Regions from separate parts of the Homo sapiens genome. Here region 2 is linked to region 1. Evidence: chromatin contacts called from ENCODE Hi-C or POLR2A ChIA-PET data. All regions are on one chromosome and are shown on one strand. The core of a region is the stretch at or near the end of the contact, and the rest is flanking DNA. Distances in the headings are between cores, read along the strand shown. Region 1 overlaps SMG6 (SMG6 nonsense mediated mRNA decay factor). Region 2 overlaps SMG6 (SMG6 nonsense mediated mRNA decay factor).

Region 1 (4,877 bases), core at 1,169-3,668:
GGAGTAAGTCCAGAAAAGAGGGAGTTGGGAGAAGACAAGTGGAGGCCACATCCTGGTAGCTGATACTCTGAGTAAACATTAGTGCCTCCTCATCAACTAAGCAGAAGTTACCTGCACTCAGAAGGCTAGAAGGGATGGAGGGGGGTGTCCTGGCTCCAAGAGACTGGCATTTTATGAAGCACAGGCTACACTAAGACACTCCCATGACCCTGGACAGGGATAAGACAGGGGAGGTTTCTTTCACCAAGCCCAGTTCTGTATTTATGACAAATGGCAATCACAAGCTAGACTGTCTCTCAGAGTTCAAGGTGGGGGCTAGGGCTCAGAGGGAGAATGGCTGCTTAACAACAATGGGATCTGCGGTCTTCGTGGACTCCAGGTTGGCTCCTTTTCTAAAGGCTCCTGCAATAAGGTCTGGAGACCAGGCAAGGTAGCAACAGCTGGAGTCTCTTTGGTGTAGATCTGAAAGTGCTCAGCCACCTCCCAGGGCAGCAGCTAGAAGGCAGCTTCATGACTGCTCTGTCCTTGGTGACGGTTATGTCACCTCAACTCCCCATCCCCTAACCCCCTCCTGAAGAAAGGCTTGAAATAACACTGCCTGCTTATGTGTCTGGTCCATCTGATGCGGAGTATTAAGCAGTAACTGTTCTGCTGTAATCAAGCAGGTGGAGATTTTACAAACGATCAAGGGGGTCAGCATGTCTGAGTGTTGGTCAGGCCTCTGACTGGCCATGTTACCTAGAGCACCTCCTGGAAGGCCTGTCCTTCTCCATGGCTCAGTAGTACCTCAAGCACATACTGAGCATGTAGAATGTTCCAGACTCTGTACTAGGTATGATGGAGCACACAGTTACAAATAAAACATGGTCTCTGCAACCGTAGGACCTTTCAATAGGGTAAAGAAAATTGTTATTTATCCAAGTATCCACGGCAACTTGGATCCAGTGCCTCAAGTGAGACATGCACTAAGTGCACAGCATCTTCATGGGCTGCTCTTGGCCTCACGTAGGCTTCCACAGGCTAGAAACCGTAAGACGCTACTCCCTGAAAGCATTCACCGTTACACAAGTGGGTAGGAAAACAGCATCTAGATTCCCAGAGTCCACCCACTTTGGGGCTAGATCTAGGAAACTGGCCCTAGTCTGATGAATGCCCATATATATCCCTAGTGTTGGGCTGGGCCAAGCCAACAAGTGATGTGGGGTGGGGGAGGAAAAGGCATTGTTTGCCTTGGTATTCGCCTGGGTTCCTCTGGCTTTGTGTCAGGTAGCAGGAGCATGACAGGAGCTGAGGAACTCATTAACACTGTGAAACAGCCTTTCCCCTTCTTTCCAAAAGCAGAGACTTGCTTAAGGGTTTCGGGTAAGGGTTTTGGCTAAGGAAGTCAGACGGAAATATTTCTTAATAAGAAAGTCACCTGAGGTCTGAACTTGGTTCTGCTCCTTCCCACATGTGGGCAGGTGACCACAGCTCCTATTATTCCTATGGCCAAATACCGGCTCGGACAGAAATATTCTTCTTGCTCCTATGTAACAGGGAGACTTTCTCGTTTTTCTGAGAATATATTCATGGAAAACATAAACCAACTGTCGTCAAAGTTGCATGAAATCAGGAAATGGAGCGGCCGGGAGAAGGCTGCCATGTGGCCGGATGTTATGTATTTCTAATTAGTGCTATACATCTTTCAACAGCAAGTGTCCTTCTGCTGGGAAACACAACACACTGCCCTTGTTATTGTAACTGTCAGAGAAGTGCTTAAACAGATAATCTCCAGGAAAAGTGATAAACACGTCCCCTCTCCCACCAGTATGTGTGCGACGGTGCTGCCAAAGCAAAGCTGTGCCTGACAGCTCCAGGATGGCAAAGCATCCTCCTGCAGGAAATGGGAGTGAGGCAGGAGGGGCGGAGAGGGAAGAGCAGGGGATGGGAGGCAGGCCCACCTGCCTGGGCCCTCTAAGCCGAGCCAAGGGATGGTGGTTCAGAACCACTGCTTCTGATCAATTCCAGTGTTGCCATCAGGGAGAGATTTGAAGGAAACCAGTACCAGTGGGATGGAGTTTGGTTGGTCACAGAAAAATCTGGCAGCGATGGAACTATCAGAGTTCCCTTGGTGCACACAGCCAGTTTCCTGGCAAGAGCATAAGAAGAGTAATGAAGAGAAGACACAGGATGGATGACACCTAAGTCTGATGCTCTGATAGCAGCAGAGGGGATTCTGAGGGCACTGGGGTCCACGAGCCATTCCAGCCCAGAGAACCAACTATCTGCCTGGCTGCATCACTAAGAGCTGGAGAAAAACGCAGGCAAGACCACTTATTCACCAATTCCCTCCCCACTGTCTCCTCCCAAAGAAAGGAAATGAATGGTCAGTCACCTCCAAACTACCACCACCTGGAGGCAATTTGTTGGCCCTTATCTTTCCGACATAAGGCTGCTTTTCTCATGAGTCAGTTACCAGTCAGACACAAGGCTGGCACAGTTCCTAAGCAGCCCACCAAAACCTCCTTGTCTACAGGAAGTGGGCAGTGAGAGTATCTTTCAACTGCTGCTGCTTGAGCCACAGAGTTCCCCGTGGCAGCTGCTAGCTGAAGAGGAGGTAGAGGAAGCAGTCGCTGTATAGGAACGAGACAAAAACAAAATCTCAGAGCAAAAGCAGAGATGTCTTTTCATCATTTTATTCCCTGAGGAGCAGAACGAATGAGTCAGCAGAATCAGGCACTAATACACCCAAGCAAATTATTCATGCACAATGGCAAAACAGAGGCTGACTGAGTGTAAAGCAAGTCATAACATTTCCCTAAACTGATACAGCCAAGTGACATGGTGGAATATTTGTCCCCACCCAAATCTCACGTCGAATTGTAATCCCCACTGCTGGAGATGGGGCCTGGTGGGAGGTGTCTGGATGGCAGGGTGGATCCCTCAGGGCTTGGGTGCTGTCTATGTGGTAGTGGCTGAATTCTTGCAAGATCTGGTCCTTGAAAAGTAGGTGGGACTGCCCCACTCTTTGCTCCTGCTTTCGCCATGTAAAGTGCCTGCTCCCCTTTCGCCTTCTGCCATGATTGTAGCCTTCCTTAGGCCTCCCTAGAAGCCGAAATGCTTCCTGTACAACCTGCAGAACCGTAAGTCAATGAAACCTCTTTACTTTATAAATTATACAGTCTTAGGTATTTGTCTATAGCAATGCAAGAACGGCCTAATGCACCAAGACAAGACAGAAGAAGGTGGAAGGTAATTTCCTCCCTAGGAGCCCTCGCTGTCAGTGTTCCCTTTGGATTTTCTTCTAAAGCTCTTCTGAAAGTAGGGAAATATGGGGGCAAAGGAAATCCCAATCTTCTAACAAAATGACTTCTCCCATTAATTCCGAAAACACTTGAGTGCCCAATTGTGGAGGATATAAAGGAAAGTAGGATCCTGTCTGGGAGAAGAAGATAATCTAATAAGGAAGACAGGAAGAATACATACCTACTCAAGTAACTATAATTCAAGACAATGTACTACATATCATAAGGAAGATGGAAGTAAGATGTTTCTGTCACCAGAGGGAGAGGAAACCATTTCAGCTAGCATGTAACAGAGAAGGTTTCATGGTAGAGACCTTTATTTTTGAGACAGATTCTCACTCTGTCGTCTAGACTGGAGTGGTGCAGTGGTACAACTGTGGCTCAGTGCAACCTCTGCCTCCTGGGTTCAAGCGATTCTTCCGCCTCAGCCTCCCAAGTAGCTGGGATTAGAGGCACGCACAGTTTCACCATGTTGGTCAGGCTGGTCTCGAACTCTCGGACTCAAGTGATCCACCTGCCTCGGTCTCCCAAAGTGCTGGGATTACAGGCATGAGCCACCATGCTCGGCCAGAAGAGACCATTTCTAAGGTGGGCTGGAAGAGATGAACAATGATGGAGTTGGTGGATGCAGGGGGGACCACATGTACTACTTGAGGCACGCAAGTACTGTGTGTGCTGTGCTCTACCTGGAACCACAAAGTATAGGGCCTGCAATGCCAGAACAGGGAACATGAACTTGACTCAACAGTGAGGGAGCACTCACTCAATGTTCTTGGATGAAGCAATGAGTGAATATTTTATAAAGATTAATCTAGCTAAAGCATTTAGGACTAATTAGGGTAGCTGGAAAAAGGTAACAATGAGGGAGACCAGTTGGGAAGCTAAGAGAGCATGAACTTGTTTGAAGCAAGCGAAATTACATGTAAAGCACTCATAAAGTTTATAATGCCAAGTAAGGGTAACATCTTCTTATAATAGAGGTAGAAGAGGGAATGAAAAGCAGTGCACAGATATGAAAATTACCGCAGAAAGAAAATCAAAAGAGGCCAGGAATGGTGGCTTACGCCTGTAATCCCAGCACTTTGGGATGCTGAGGCAGGAGGACTGCTTGAGAGCCCAGTAGTTCAAGACCAGCCTGAGCAACAGAGTAAGACCCTGTCTCTACCAAAAGAAAAGAAAACAAAACAAAACAAAAAAAAAAAGAAAGAAACATCAAAAGAGGCTGGAGATAATGCTGTTGAGGGGGTACGTAGGGGTGAAGACTGCTGGAGCAGGTCAAAGACTCTCACGTGTATTCTCGGCAGGTTCCAGAGGATCCTGAAAACTCAAGAAGAGTAACAACTCACCAAACAAGATCCAAGTAAGGGGGAAGAAACTCAGGACTGCAAAACACCTGGAGGGAGAGAGGTATGTGTCAAGGAGTCCCCAGGCTCCCTCCCTCTTGGCTCTGGGCCAAGTCCTGTCTTTCCAGAACAAAGACACTTCAGGGGGTCAGAAATACTTGAGGAAGACCTAGCAAGAGGCGGCCTGGGAAGTCTGAACTGGTGCTCCCTGTGGAAGCCATTAGATATTCGGCACTTCATTTGTTTCCAA
Region 2 (4,744 bases), core at 1,635-4,134, 90 kb after region 1:
GGCAGCAATGAGAAAGGAGAGAAGTGGATGGCTTCAAGTTACGATTAGGAGGTGGACTCAACAGTATCCACCTCCTAATACCAGGTGGTACTGACTGGATGTGGGGACAGAGGAAAGGAACATGTCAAGCACGACTCCAGTCGCTCACAGGAGAACTTCTCACACTCTAGACTCCAGCCATACTGAACTACTCGCAGTTCCTGAAGCCTCCATGCCTCATCCACATTTTCATGCCTCCAAGTAGAAATGCCTTTACGACATCTTTAAGCTGCAAAATGCGGCCTCGCCCCAGCCTTCCCTAACCATGACTGGATTAGGTGTTCCAACTGCATGCTCCCACGGCCTCTCATGCTTGCCTTTATCACAGTACTTACCACACGGAACTATAATGACACACCTATGTCTTCCTCACGTGACCAAGTGCTCTTTGAGGTTAAAAATCATTTTTGGTTATTTTAATTTCTCTATCCTCAATGCTTACTTCTTATCAATGTGTGTGTTCCAAGGAACAGAGAAAGCAAGCTAAGCTCTTGGGACCTACTGTGAGAGAAAAAAAAGAATATAGGAAGCTAACTTGGGCCTAAGAAAGCAGGTAAAAATGGCAGTGTGGTTTCCTGGATAGATAAATGAAAAGTTATGAAACTGCAGATTTCTTTTTCTTTTTTTTTTGAGACAAAGTCTGGCTTCTTTGCCCAGGCTGGAGTGCAGTGGCACGATCTCGGCTCACTGCAACCTCCGCCTCCCGGGTTCAAGCAACTCTCCTGCCTCAGCCTCCCGAGTAGCTGGGATTACAGGAGTGCGCTGCCACGCCCAGCTAATTTTTTTGCATTTTTAGTAGAGACAGGGTTTCACCATGTTGGCCAGGCTGGTCTCGAACTCCTGACCTTGTGATCTGCTCGCCTCGGCCTCCTAAAGTGCTGGGATTACAGGCGTAAGCCACCGCGTCAGGCCAGAAACTGCAGATTTCTTCGAGGGCTGGTAGCCTAAAATGAAAAGCTCAAACTCAAAGATTTAAATTTAAAGAAAATTAAGGGTAATAGTTACCCAAGGATGATGTACAAACTAAAAATATATAGTTTCATCAATAGTTTAGAAAACAAATTACCACGTTGTAGTCTACCTACAAGAATTTAAAGTTTTTACCAAAAATATATTCATCTATTATTTGTATAATTAGAAATAAAATGGGACAGACATGATACACCTCATGCCTGTAATCCCAGATCTTTGGGAGGCCACGGGAGGACTGCTTGAGGCCAGGAGTTTGAGACCAGCCTGCGCAACAGGGCAAGTCTCCATCGCTACAAAAAATTAGCTGGGTGTGGTGGCATGTGCCTGTAGTCCTAGCAACTCAGGAGGCTGAGGCAGGAAAATCACTGGAACTCAGGATTTCGATCGCATCACTGCACTCTGGCCTGAGCAACAGAGACCGACCCTGTTTTTGATTGTATTCATTTATTTTTTGGAAGGCAGAGTCTCACTCATCACTCAGGCTGCAGTGCAGTGGTGCAGCCTTGACGCTCTTGGGCTCATTCTTGACTTTTTTGAGACAGGGTCTTGCTCTGGCACCTACGCTGGATCATAGCTCATGACATCCTTGAACTCCTGGACTCAAGCAATCCTCCTGCCTCAGACTCCTGAGTAGCTAGAACTAGAGGCCCGCATCACCATGCCCAGCCAATTTTGAAAATTTTTTTACAGAGACAGAAGCCTCGTTTTGTTGACCAGGCTGGTACTGAATTCCTAGGCTCCAGCGAACCTCCTGCCTTGGCCTCCCAAAGTGCTGGGATTACAGATGGGAGCCACCACACCAGACCTTGACTCTTTCTTCTCCCTGAGCTCCCCACGTTCAACCAAGTCTTTTGGATTCTACTGTAATAATATGACTTGTGTCTGTTCACTTCTTCCCACCTCCAAAGCCATTTCTTGGTTCAAGTCTTTTTCATATCTCACTTGGAACTACCGCAGCACCCTCCTTGTCTCCTATTTCTAGTCTTACTCTTCTCCAAACATTTTACAAAGCGGCCAGGGTTTATTTCTGAAGAGCAGATGTTATTCCCCTATTTAAAGCATCCAATAGCTTCCTACTATTTTCAGGATAAAGGTCAAATAATTTATCATATGACCCTTCAACATCTAGCCCCAGCTTACACCACCCACTGGGTGAATTTTACCCTTAAGGCGCAACGAACCAGCCACTGCAGTTTTCCACCTACCGTGCTCTCTCTCCCCCAGCCAGCCTCAGCCCTTTGCATATGCTATTTCCTTTGCCTGGGAATCACTTTACCACCTCCCTTTCCTTCTCAAGCTAACTCCTACTTGTTCTTTATACTTCAATTGACCAATGGCTGCTTTGGTCCCATGGCTATGTGCTCTCATATACTGGGTGTGCACCCCAAAAACAGAAGTAATTACAATGTTAAGTCTCTTGCGTCCTCCACTAGAATGCACTGAGACAGCAAGAGATCTTGTTCACTGTTATCTTTAGTGACTGGCACACTGTCGATAATTACTTACTGAGTCAATGAAGAGGAGAAATCTTCTAAACAAGCCTGTGATTTTTCTACTGTCATTTCTCCTGGCTTAAAGGAAAAAGTCCCCGCCCAAGAGTTATAAGAGGATATCCCATAGAAAGCCCATCACAAATCAGACTAACTAACCTATCCATGCTACTTTAGTTCATTCTCGGAATATAAGGTCAACCAAGAGGAAAAGATAAGTACAAAATCCCACATAGAATCCTAAAGCATCATGTTGATGACGCTGAACAAAAAGCAGCAAAAAAAAAAAAAAAAAAAAAAAAATTCTAATCCTACTTTTACTAAATTCTGCAGTGACACATAGTGGTGAGAGAGGGAAGTACATAATAAAGATAAAGGAAGCGTACATGAGAAGGGAAAAGACCATCAGGGAGCCTCAAGTGGTTTGTCTTCCTTGCAATCAGTGGGAAGTATCTGTGCCTCACAGCTGTATGAACCAGGGCACCCAGGCTTACTGAGCTAGTTTGGCTCATTGCATCATTCTCAGGAACTTACATCACTGGGACTCAGGCTGCCCAGCCCATTCTCTTGCTCAGAATCCTTCCCAGACTCAGTGCCCTGGGAAGACCGTGGATGGGATGGATGAATCCAGATCTCCAGGCGAGTGGTGTCATCTCCAACATGCCGGAAAGTAGACTTCTTTCCTTTCCGCCACTGGTCAGGGCTCAGGTCAAATTCCTCATGTTGCTTCTTTTCCATCTGTTCTGCCTATATAACATACAAACACATTAGCTCATGGCCTGGTGTGGTGGCTCACGCCTGTAATCCCAGCACTTAGAGATGCGGAGGCAGGCGGATCACTTGAGGTCAGGAGTTTGAGACCAGCCTGACCAACATAGTGAAACCCTGTCTCTACTAAAAATACAAAATTAGCTGGGTGTGGTGGCGCATATCTGTAATCCTAGCTACTCGGGAGGCTGAGGCATGAGAATCACTTAAATCCGGGAGGCAGAGGTTGCAGTGAGCCAAGATCGCATCACTGCACTCCAGTCTGGGCAACAAGAGCGAAACTCTGTCTCAAAAACAAAAAACACACATGAGCTCAGACTTTCCTGAGACTCAGCTTACAAAGAGAAAAGCCTCACCTCACCGGTATTTATTTGACAATAAAAATACTGTACCACAGTCCCAAAGTAGCAGAGTGTCATCTGCTTTGTTTCATATAGTTATTAATTCTGTAGACTGAAGGCTGTAGAGCACGTACATGTACATCCAAGGGCCCCTGAAAGCTCTCCTGAAGATCACAGTTTTGTTCTGCACAGGGGCTGACCAACTACCCACCAGCACAGTCTGATGGGACCATTTAAGGACACTATGAGTCATTCCCCGAGGACACACAGACACTGAGCAATAACTGCACCTTGGATAAACCTCACTGGCTACGATCCTGCCGGTGCGCAGAGCTAGGGCACACCAACACTCAGGGAAATGCACTATTCGAGGAAGGAAGGGTTCTGCCACATCCCCACTCACCTTCCGCTTGGTCTCTTCAAACAAGCTCATGAGACTCTCCTTGGCAGTCAGGATAGGGTTGCTGGCAGCTAAACTGCGCATATAGTAATAGACAGCGTCAAGCTTCCTCCTCTGTGGAAAGAGGCCAGAGACATTCAGTCAACCAATTCTCGTCCTAACTCCAGCAAGAGGCAGCTGACTCAGGAAACCCTACTATCTCTCCCAGCCTGTCTCCCAAACTGAGAGGAATCCCAACAACAAAATCAGAAATGCTATCCACAGGAGAAGCCATTGCAATTACATCACAGATCTCTTCTTGCACAGTATTATATCTTACATGCAGAGGTGCTCCAAGAACCAAGTACTCATAAGGAGAGAAAGGAATAAACAGGCTCTTAAAATATAAACAGAAATTACATCTTGTTCTTAGAAAAAGCATGATGTTCAATTCACTTTATATTTCCTGTTCTTATCAGAGAGTCAGTATGCTATAATGAAATCACGAAATTACAAGCCAGACAGACCTTGGTCCAAATACTGGCTAATCCAGGAGTTGACTCGGAAACTTTGGACAAAAGACTCCAAGATTATTACATTATTATGTAATAATCTTCCTGAGTTCCTATATCCTCAACATTACAATGGGAGTAATAATACCCAATGGAGGAGTATCCTCAGGTTTACAAAGTGTTGTCCACTGTCTCACACTTAACTGTACTTAATCAATGATGTTGCCATTGTTATTGATAATT

Evidence for each region. A loop is a pair of places that touch in the nucleus more often than their neighbours do. ChIA-PET counts read pairs that join two places held with the same protein, here RNA polymerase II (POLR2A). Pooled maps may share reads with other maps.
Region 2: a loop to region 1 is called in a map of naive thymus-derived CD4-positive, alpha-beta T cell, with 6 times the contacts of the local background. The contact joins two enhancer-like sites. A Hi-C loop is called at or near these places in 1 of 168 maps with a recorded cell type or tissue (naive thymus-derived CD4-positive, alpha-beta T cell), 1 of 37 single-sample maps with no recorded cell type and 8 of 50 pooled maps. POLR2A ChIA-PET finds 5 or more read pairs at or near these places in 4 of 52 experiments (HCT116, activated CD4-positive, alpha-beta T cell, activated CD8-positive, alpha-beta memory T cell and 1 more).

What each region holds. Positions count from the first base shown.
Region 1 is chr17:2,190,238-2,195,114 of GRCh38, forward strand. All of the region lies in intron 10 of SMG6 (SMG6 nonsense mediated mRNA decay factor), which reads right to left. Among named protein-coding and RNA genes, the nearest start is that of SMG6-AS1, 100 kb to the left of the region's middle. RefSeq lists an enhancer at 4,444-4,877. Within about 2 kb of position 2,419, at least 15 of the 41 ENCODE cell types and tissues checked have a DNase peak (open chromatin) inside an H3K27ac peak, as active enhancers do.
Region 2 is chr17:2,279,612-2,284,355 of GRCh38, forward strand. It overlaps SMG6 (SMG6 nonsense mediated mRNA decay factor), which reads right to left. Exons shown (of 19, transcript NM_017575.5): 7 at 4,014-4,124; 8 at 3,036-3,248. Among named protein-coding and RNA genes, the nearest start is that of SMG6, 22 kb to the right of the region's middle. Within about 2 kb of position 2,885, at least 2 of the 41 ENCODE cell types and tissues checked have a DNase peak (open chromatin) inside an H3K27ac peak, as active enhancers do.